Linked DNA regions of Homo sapiens: region 2 is linked to region 1. The links are chromatin loops, found by intact Hi-C in ENCODE. Cell type or tissue: PC-3. All regions are shown on one strand. Each heading gives the region's core, and the rest is flanking DNA. Links, peaks and the distances in the headings are about the cores only.

Region 1 (5,399 bases), core at 109-5,108:
AAAAAGAAAAGTAAAATAAACCCCAAACAACTAGAAGGAAAGAAATAATAAAGATAAAAGCAGATATCAGTGAAACTGAAAAAAAAGAAAGAGAAAAAGCAATGAAACAAAAAGCCTGTTCTTTAAAACTATTAATAAAATATTCAAACCCCCAGCAAAACAAAGAAATAAGAAGACAAAAAATACTAATATCAGGAATGAAACAGGGCCTATTACTACAGACCAGATACAATAAATATTAATAGGACAAAAAATGAATAATATGAGTAAATCTCCACTGTATCCTCACCACATTATTTCCAGTATCTTGGCCATGTCTCGTACTACAGTTCTGTATTGCTTCTGTGTGCATGGGATCACTCTGTATTATTTCTTACAACTGCATGTAAATTTAAAATTATCTCAATGTTTGAAGTTTATTTATTTATGTATGTTTATTTTTATTTTTGAGATGGAGTTTCAATCTTTTTGACCAGGCCAGGGTACAATGGCGCTATCTCAGCTCACTGCAACCTCCGCCTCCCGGGTTCAAGCGATTCTCCTGCGTCAGCCTCCCGAGCAGCTGGGATTACAGGCGCCTGCCACCACGCCTGGCTAATTTTTTGTATTTTTACTAGAGACGAGGTTTCACCATATTGGCCAGGATGGTCTCGATCTCTTGACCCCCTGATCTGCCCGCCTTGGCCTCCCAAAGTGCTGGGATTACAGGCGTGAGCCACCGTGCCCGTCCTTGAGGTTTATTTTTAACAACAAACAGGTACTGATGCTACTGTTTTTGTAGTGAAGACGTTATCTGTAGTTTACTGAGTGACTATGAAACTATAATTGCTCATCATTCCTTCTTTGCGGGGGTACAGGATATTTCTTTCACCCCAGGTGGAGTTCAGTGACACAATTATACCTCGCTGCATTCTTGACCTCCTAGACTCAAGTAATCCTTCCATCTCAGCCTCCTGAGTGACTGGGACTACAGGTGTGTGACACCACGTATGGCTAATTTTTAAATTTTTTGTACAGACAGTGTCTCAGTATGTTGACCAGGCTTGTCAGAAACTCCTGGGCTCAAGTGACCTCCCAATATGCTGGGGATTACACGTGTGAGCCACTCTACCCGGACTCATTATTCATCACTCCTTTTTAAACTATGGAAGATAAGACATGTGTTTATATGTAATTCTACATTTATACACAATTTTATTATATGCATATAATCAATAAAATTATATTTTATTGATATGTACACAATACAATTCCATCACTTAAAATGGACAATTTGATAGTTTCTAGTAAATTCACAGATTTGTATAACCATCACTACAATCAATTTAAGAACATTTTCATTACCCCCAAAAGAAACTTACCAGTTAGCTGTCTCTCCTCCAATATCCTTCCTCCCCACAGCCTAGGCAAGCATTAACATACTTTCTGCTTCTACAGAATTGTCTATTCTGGATACATTAAATAAATGGAAATATGCAATATGTGTCCCTCTGTGACCAGCTTCTATTAGCATGTTTTCAAGGTTCATCTCATGGGAAGTCATTATTTTGTTCCTAAAGATATCCATGCCCTAATCTCTTTGTGCATGTGTTAGGTTACCTAGAAAAGAGAATTAAAGTTGCAGACAGAATTAAGACTGTTCATCAGTTCCCTGAAAATAAGATTGTCCTGGATTATCAGGAAAATCCAATGTCATCACAAGAGTGCTTAAAACTGCAAGAGAAAGAAGAGGAGGTCTGAATGATGTGTGAGGACTGGATCCACCATTGCTGGTTTTGCAGGTGAAGAAAGAAAGTCATGAACCATGGAATGTGGTAGTCTCTAGTTCCTGGAAAAGGTTTAAAAAAAAAATATTCCCTGTAGAATCTCCAGAAAAGAACACAGCCCTGCTGACACTATCTATGATTTTAACTCAGTGAGACTTCCAATCAATAGAACTGTAATAGAATAAATTCGCATTAATTTAAGACACTAAATTTGTGGTAATTTGAACTAATATATTTTTAATGTAAGTCTTTAGAGTTATGCATTTCTTTCCAAGCACTGCTTTAACTCCATTCCATAATGTTAGCATGTTGTGTCTTTATTTCCATTCATCTCAAGATAGTTTCTAATGTCCTCTGTGATTTCTTTTTTGACTTACTAATTATTTAGGATTGTGTTATGTTTCACATATTCATAAATTTCCCTAATTTCTTTGTTATTGATTTGTAATTTTATTTCATTTATGCTAGAGAGCACATTTCCTTAATTTAAATAATCCTTTAAAAGGATTATTTCAATCCTTTTATATTTTCTTTATGTATTAAGGCTGGCTTTGTGGCTATCATATGGCATATCCTGAAAAAATATTCTATGTGCACTTGAAAAGAATGTCAAGTGTGTAATGCTCTTGGAATTGGATGTGCGTAATGCTCTTGGAATTCAGAAAGTAATCAGAGAAAACATTGTTAGGCAAAGAGATAGAAACTTGTAGAATACACATAAATATCAGATAATACATATGCTTGACTCTAATTTTTAGGACTAATGTGATTGAGAATATGTTATGGACAAACCATGGGAAAATCTTGAACACCAGGAGAAAGAACATGGGGATTTTTTTCTAAGCTTTATAAAAGCAGTGGTTGGGCCGGGTGCGGTGGCTCACACCTGTAATCCCAGCACTTTGGGAGGCGGAGGCAGGTGGATCATGAGGTCAGGAGATCGAGACCATCTTGGCTAACACGGTGAAACCCCGTCCCTACTAAAAATACAAAAAATTAGCTGGGCGTGGTGGCGGGTGCCTGTAGTCCCAGCTACTCTGGAGGCTGAGGCAGGAGAATGGCATGAACCCGGGAGGCGGAGATTGCAGTGAGCCGAGGTGGCGCCACTGCACTGCAGCCTGGGCGACAGAACGAGACTCCGTCTCAAAAAAAAAAGCAGTGGTTGATTTTGAAGTTGGAGAACAAATGTTCAGTGCCTTACTTCAGGATGAAAAATACTTGGCACTAATGTGGAAAAAAAATAATTCAAAACTCTGCTATTGATCTACAAATTAAGTGTCCCTGAATGAAAATGTGTTCCTTATATACGTACTTTAGAATTGACTGCAGGGATTACAATCTCGTTCATCATTGCTAGCAAATATCCACAACTAGTTTCCATCTCCACCTTCTGCCTGTTGAGTACTCATTCTGTGACCTCAAGAAATGCACCTGATTTCTTTAAGCAAACCTTCTAGAAATCACTTTGATTGCATGTAAGTACAGAGAATTTACTTAAGTATACCAAAGTCGTAAGTAGCAGTAGGACTCAAACAGCTTTAGATTCTGAGGTTTACATATGTATTTACCAACCTAGACTATTAAATATTTTATATAGTTTTTATAAACTGGATTTATAGTTTTAAAGCTAAATTTTGAGATAACATTGTTACTCAAAAAAGTTATTCTTCCCTGCAATCTTAATTCAAATGATTCATTCATATGGGAGCATTTCTAAATAAATTATATGATATCGTATGACTATTTTTAAAAAAAAAACAGCATAAAAATGGAAATACATTTTTTAAAAGAATTTTCTGAAACTCTTGTTGGATCTATTTGAGATTTGGAAAATAACCTTAAAGGTGTTTTAAAGTTGAAATTAAATTTATAATGTTACTTCTTGAGCATTATAACACATGAACTGGGAATGTAGGGTTAAATTATAAAAATAACAACAGGCACACTACTCCTTCACTGCAGTTCCACCCTGAGTACAGATAGTTAAATTCTGTAGAATAATCCTGCAATCAGTCCCTTAAACGTTGTTATTATTTGAGGTTCTGTTCTAGTCATCTCTTGGATATTTCCCTGAACCTTTAGTAAATCACATTGTTCTATGAAAGTGGTTGCATAAGAAACCATTATTTTGACATCTATTTATGAATTTTCTAGGCTGAGTACAGATTTACTTGTAAGATGCTATTATTTGCAAAGACAATATGATTTTATTCCCAAATTCTGATTTTATTCTAATAATCAACACCACAAGAACATAGAACCAGCTGCAGAAAATGATTTCTGTGGTATGTTCCTCCTGGAGTCAATAATATGCATCTTAGGAGTTTGGTTTCACTAATACAGAGGTACTTAGATGGTGAATGCTGCTATTTCTAAGGAGAAGCTTATCTTCCCGTTAAACTCAATCTACCTACAAAAGTGAACAGAAGTTTAAGTCAAGGGTGAAAAAGTGCCTCTATTAAGTTACAATTAGGCCAATCAATATCTGACAGAGATTAAAAGCAGTGACAAGTTTAAAACACATTTTATTCATGGACAACCATAAAATTATAAATTGTAAAGAATATTAAGTTTTGCCTATGAGTTTCATTTTTACCAGAATTTGAAAATAATTCAAGAATTAATATTACCATTGTTATTTAAAATGACAATCACATCTAGTCATTTTTTAATAACTTGAATAGCATTATAAGAAAATGAAACAGAGCCAGAAAGAGGTTTCGAAGCCCTAAGCACTGAAAAGATTATCGTTTTCCCTGCTTTGGTTTAAAATAAAAAAAGATGAAGTAACTTGTAAAGAATGCAAAATTTTCTAATTTTTTTCATGAAAACGACTTCAATTTATTTTTTATTTTTTGTTTTTTTGAGACTGAGTCTCGTTCTGTCACCTAGGTTGGAATGTAGTGGTGTGATCTTGGCTCACTGCAACCTCCACCTCCTGGGTTCAAGCGATTCTCCTGTCTCAGCCTCCTGAGTAGGTGGGCTTACAGAAGCAAGTGGACACCACCACCACACCTGGCTAATTTTTATATTTTTAGTAGAGACGGGGTTTCACCATGTTGGCCAGGCTGGTCTCAAACTCCTGACCGCAGGTGATCTGCCTGCCTTAGCCTCCCAAAGTGCTGGAATTCAACGCACCCAGCCAAAAACTACTTCAAGTTTTTTGAAGTACCAAAAATAAAACTATTTCAAAAACATATTTAGTGCCTTGAATTTCTGCTGCATGCACTTGGCCTCCCTGGGAATTAGATTAATTGTCATGCTAGGAGATATTCTCCTATTCAGTCTGAAGGCCTAGGAAGTCACACAGGATAGTCTTTGTTTTGTTGGGAGGATGGGCACTCTGTGGTTAATGAGAATGGTTACAAATGGGGCAAACAAGAGAAAAATAACAATCTTATAAACTTCCCTTTGCTACTGCTATTATAGTCTTAATGAAAAGCCGCTAGATGCTACTGGCCCAAGTGAGAAGTAGTCATTGTATCAATTTAGTCCCATAATAAGTTGGCACAGTCCATTTTTTAATTATTTATTTTATTATTTATTTATTTATTTATTTTTTGAGATGGAGTCTCGCTCTGTTGCCCAGGCTAGAGTGCAGTGGCGCCATCTCCGCTCACTGCAAGCTCCGCC
Region 2 (5,399 bases), core at 254-5,253, 180 kb before region 1:
TATTATTGTAAGTCATATACTAACACTTTATTATTAAAATAGTGATTGACCTCTGTTTTACTTTGGCTGCTATTCTGCTTTTCCAATATTGATAACACATTGACAAATAGTATTTTCAGGGTAATTGAAGTGATACTGGTTTACTAGCAGAATGAACTGATAAAATTTAAAAGTACCGTATGGTATCAAACATTTCCACATGTAACTCTCTTTCTATCTGTCATTATCTATCAATGTATCATCTATTTACCATTTGTAATATACCAGAAGATGACATAATATACAGATCTTCAGATATCCAAATAAAATAATTTTAAAGAAAAGTTTACTTACAGTATTTTAGTTTAAAGTATTTATTTTTCTAAGTATTTGCTGGCTGTTTGAAAAATATAAATAAATATGGCAAAATGTATTTTGTGATAAGAATAGATTTTTAAAAAATAATGATAAGTAGTCTCATATTTACTCAACTAAATAAAGATTGTATTCCAAGTACTGGAAAGACATTTTGAAAAACTTTCACAATGATTACATCACTGTAATTGCTATATAGTAGTAGTCTCTGTGCTGTAAACATAAAGAATATTCTTTGAACATTAATAACAAATAAAGTATGGCTTACAGCTTTGTAACTACCTTCCTCCTCTATATGATGATGTTTACATTGGATTTATAGAAAGATAAGAACATTTACATAATTATTCTAAATAAAAGTAATTTGGAGAGATGCAAAAAGATACCCAATTAGCTAACATACAAGTAGATATAGTCAGTCCAATTAAATAAAACACCCAAAGCAGAGGTGAAAACCAATGGTTACCTTTAGGAGACATTTTGTTTTCTTTAGGAATACACTGCTATCTGCATATTATTTGCCAATAATGTGTTGCATGGCCACTCCAAATTACAAATTACCTTTCTGAAACATTTCAGTTCTGTTAGTAAGAAAAAAAAGGTAGAGTATGTAGAGAGCACTACCACATTTGCTTCTACAAGGAGACCTACAATGTAACCTCCACTTTCATTGATCAGTGCAAGTCTGTGCTTTTCATCTTTTTGTAGGCCAATGTGTATAGATTTACAGGAAAGGGTAGGAATGGGGAGAGGTGGCAAGACTGGAGATGGCCCACAGTTCAATTATCTTATGCAATAAAAAAAAAAGAGATTGGAGTGAAGGAGGACAGACTCCTATGCCATTATTTTAATTCAAAATCTTGGTGGAAAAACACTTTCTTAGCAATTGTGTTCTTATACTCAATAAATCATAGACAACTTAACTTCTAAAATATGCAAGGAAGAGTAGGAGTCAAAGAAGCCAGTCCGCTACAAGCAACAGCAAGGCTAGTAGGGGAAGTTTTCTCCATGGCAAAGTAATCTGCAGTTGTGTGTTCCACAGAGGATACGGCATTGCATTTAAAAGAAGTATTTTACCCGGGCTCTGGTCAGTGCTAACCAGGAATAAGGTGAAAATCATCAGGCTATCTTGAACCTCTCATCAATTTGAAGCCTAACTATCTTAATAATATTTAAATTAATAATAATTTTTAAAGCTAACAGATTTCATTTACAATAGAATGATGTAGTAACTAGCCTTTTCTGAAAAAGAAACCTTTATCTTAATTTTATGTTTTCTCTTCTGTCTCTCATGCATGCTAACCTCACATAGATTTAAAACATTAAAGTGTTAATGGGTCTGAAAGAACTACCAGTGCTATACACCTATATAAAAATTCAGCAAGTCAACATTTGACATATAGTTATTTATTAGTTGATCAAAGCATGAATATTTCAACTTTAGTGCATAGTCTTTTTTATTCACTGATTTTATTTTGCTGTAAGCATTTCAGATATTAATTATTTTATTCTGTTTTACAGGAGGGGTTCAAAATGGGACTAACTCTTGAAGGCACAGTATTTTGTCTCGACCCGTTAGACAGTAGGTGCTGACATCAAGAACAAGAAATCCTGATTCATGTTAAATGTGTTTGTATACACATGTCATTTATTATTATTACTTTAAGATAGGTATTATTCATGTGTCAATGTTTTTGAATATTTTAATATTTTGAAAATTTTCTCAGTTAAATTTCCTCACCTTCACTATTGATCTGTAATTTTTATTTTAAAAACAGCTTACTGTAAAGTAGATCATACTTTTATGTTCCTTTCTGTTTCTACTGTAGATGAATTTGTAATTGAAAGACATATTATACAAATACCTGCCTTGTGTCTGAGTTCTATTTAGTTAGCATCTTGAAATTTGTATTCATTTTCCAGATGGCTAGTTTATTAATGATTTCCCAAAAGCCATACCTTAAAGATAACTTTTTAAATTCTGAAGAGACATGCCAATGTCAAACTAAACATGTTCTGTTTTTAAACCAACAAACATGTTACTATTCATTGGACAGATATCATTTTATGTATAAATACTGTTCACATCACTGGGAAAATGTAAACTTTAAACATAATGCCACAAGGTCACTAATTTCTAGCAGGTAAAATTATAAGGATATAAATTCCAATAATAAACCAAATGTATTTAGAGTATTTATTAGTAAATGCAAGGTGATGTTAGTTATGATCAGTTATACTCTAAATATTTAATTTGTTTTATAAAGGTAGTGAAAAAATGAAAATTTGCTATTTATTAAAAAACATTAAATTTCATTCCAAATGAGATAAGTGATATTACTATAACATCTAAGCATCATCTGATTTGATATTCCCTAAAAAACATTTGGAATATATGCTATCTATAGATTCAGTATCTACTACCCATATTTACTTTACCAAATATATTTCTCCTCACTGCATAAGGACTACTCTTCTCATATTTTCTTCTTTGATGAAGATATTTTTCACCAAAGTTTATTTTGTGATGCCCTCTTGGTTTTGATACTTTAAAATCTGTGGCACCCGTTCTACATGAATTATCAATATTTGGTAAATTCAATCTGTATTTGTTTTGTTAAAGTCAAAAATCTCATTTTCCAAAAAAAAAAAAAAAACCCAGTTACTGCTCAGTTTAGTCTTGAACATGAGCAATAAAATTCTCTTGCATTTCATTATTGATGTGCTGATGAACCTGGACTTTTAAAAATATTTGTTTCCTATACCTTTACCCTTTACCTAACAGACTAATTTGTACTCAGTAAAACAAAAATTTATGGTCAAAATTTCTAACTTGGTTCATCACATTATAAGATAAATAAATTAAATTAATGAAAATGTGACTTAGAGTAGGGGTAGCCCTCAAAAATAGATTTATCATTTACTCATTGGAATTTTCTTCAAGTGTTAAAGGTACATTTTCACTAGGAAAAGAAATCAAATATGCTTATGCAATATATATTTGTGTGTTTTTCCTTAATGTTATATGGTATATATGAGCCTTCTTGTTTAGTTTCTTTTATCTGCTAAGTTGTACCTTAATTAGAGGGCAATATATGTTTCATAAAGAAGAGTCTTTATAATTTTGTTTGTCAGATAGTATTTTGGAATTTGTATAATAAGGATGTTTAGAAGCCATATAAGTGGCTTTTTTTAACAGATAGAATTTGTATTTTTATTGTACTTTAAAAAGATTTATGTAATAGGTATATATTTAGTGGCCATTTATTATCAATGGTAACACAATGGAGTACTAAGATGGTATTTGCACATTTAAGATATGTTACTTTACCAATTTTTAATGGTAATCAACTCTGCTACTGGCATGATGAAATAGTACATAACTGGTCATTAATTATGAACATTTATTTCTCCAGTGCGTTTTTATGAAGATCTGGTTGAAAATTGTATTTCTATGTAAACTCAACGATATGTTTGGTTTTCCTGAAAATAAATGATTTTAAATAAATTAAATTGCATAATTCATTTGTTAAATAATCTCTAATTAATACAGACACATTCTGAAGCTAATTATGTAACAGATTTTCTTGATCATAAATGGAGATAAAAGAAAGGGAGGAAGAGGGAAAGGCAAAGAAGAAATAAAGGGCTTTACCTTTAACTTCATTTCTTGCAGCCCACACACATTTTAGCTTTATGAGCAAATATCATTCAGTTGTGAAAACAGTGGACTGATCCTGCTGGTGAGAGAGGTCATGATTTGCTTCCTTTTACCAGAAGCATCTGGTGCAAAAACTGTATTATGTAAATATCAATTTCATAACTGGAGGCTTTTTTTAACTTAGCAGTAATGAAAAGGGTGTCTTGGCTGATAGTTTTATAAAGGTGGAACTTGATAATAGGATGTGGATTATGACTAAGAGTGCAATCATGAAGAAGTTTTGAATCAATTTAAAACATGATGTTAAGTATTTTATGGACACGGGACTCACATGCACAGCCTTTGAACACCAAGGAACAATTCATCAATTCATTCAATAAAATTCATTTATTACTCACTTTATATGAATAACATGTACTTTATGGGGTAAGAAAACATCTAGCAAGTTTGCTAACAGATGTGTTAGCAGGTGGCATTAAATTGACAGGATCTCTGATTTCAGTCAGTTTATTGTCATAAAGTAAAAGTATGGGAAGCATATCAGTGAATAAATAAAAGCGAATATGTATCACAACACTGTGTGAACCAAAAACTTCCTCAGGAACACTTGTATTTAAGTATGTTTAAGTCTGGGTACCTCGTACTAGCTGATGTCAGGTATCAGTCATCCAGTGTGAAGTTTATCAGAGCAGGCCAATGGCAAAAATTTTCTTCGTCTCTTTTTGTTCTTTTATTTTGGATTTGGATTTTTCTAAAAAAATTTAATAATATTATGGGAATGTATTTTCAGTAGGATTTCTGATAGATAATATGTTGCATTTCTAAATACTGATTTTTTTATTCGTTTTTATGTTACTTAGCATAACCCTGAAAAAACTGGCTGTTAATGTTTTTCTATTCCAGTGTTTCCACATATACTTCCAGATTCAATATTTACTCATGATTTTGGGCTTCATCCTCTGTTAAATTACTTGAAGAATCTTGGAGTCAATTTTGACAACTGAATTTCAGACTCCACCTAAACTACACCCTGTATAGGGAACTTACAAATGTGATGGTCACAGTTGGAATTGCCCTTGGACCCCTGTGTCTCATGCAGAAAATGTCTTCTTCCTATATAACTTCAGACAAATATTTAAAATCTCACCCTTCTAAGTGCATCTCACAAATTTGACACAAACCTTAATTCTTGTACATTTATTTCATGTTTTGATCTTTTGTTGTTAAGGTCTGTGATAATCCACTAATGAAACTCCCTCCCTAAAAGCATAATTTCTCTAGAATTCTAAGTGGGATTTTCTTAATCTAGCAAGAACGCCACCTCCTAAAATCATTTATGGTCTATTTTCTTGCTTTCGAAATACAGTTTAAGAAATATGAACAT

What was found. A loop is a pair of places that touch in the nucleus more often than their neighbours do. Peaks named below come from ENCODE experiments on the same cell type or tissue, not always from the same donor. Only the 100,000 strongest peaks of a DNase experiment are listed, where the experiment ranks them.
Region 2: it touches region 1 in a loop (1.9-fold over the local background); 2 of 110 quality-filtered maps call a loop at or near these places.

Annotation. Positions count from the first base shown.
Region 1 is chr2:188,774,419-188,779,817 of GRCh38, forward strand. All of the region lies in intron 1 of DIRC1 (disrupted in renal carcinoma 1), which reads right to left. Among named protein-coding and RNA genes, the nearest start is that of DIRC1, 13 kb to the right of the region's middle. In PC-3, for the core only: no CTCF peak of the experiment used is centred there; a DNase peak (open chromatin) is centred at 2,403; H3K27ac peaks cover 470 bases.
Region 2 is chr2:188,592,065-188,597,463 of GRCh38, forward strand. It overlaps GULP1 (GULP PTB domain containing engulfment adaptor 1), which reads left to right. Exons shown (of 12, transcript NM_016315.4): 12 at 1,876-3,862. The coding sequence ends at 1,947. Among named protein-coding and RNA genes, the nearest start is that of DIRC1, 200 kb to the right of the region's middle. In PC-3, for the core only: no CTCF peak of the experiment used is centred there; no DNase peak of the experiment used is centred there.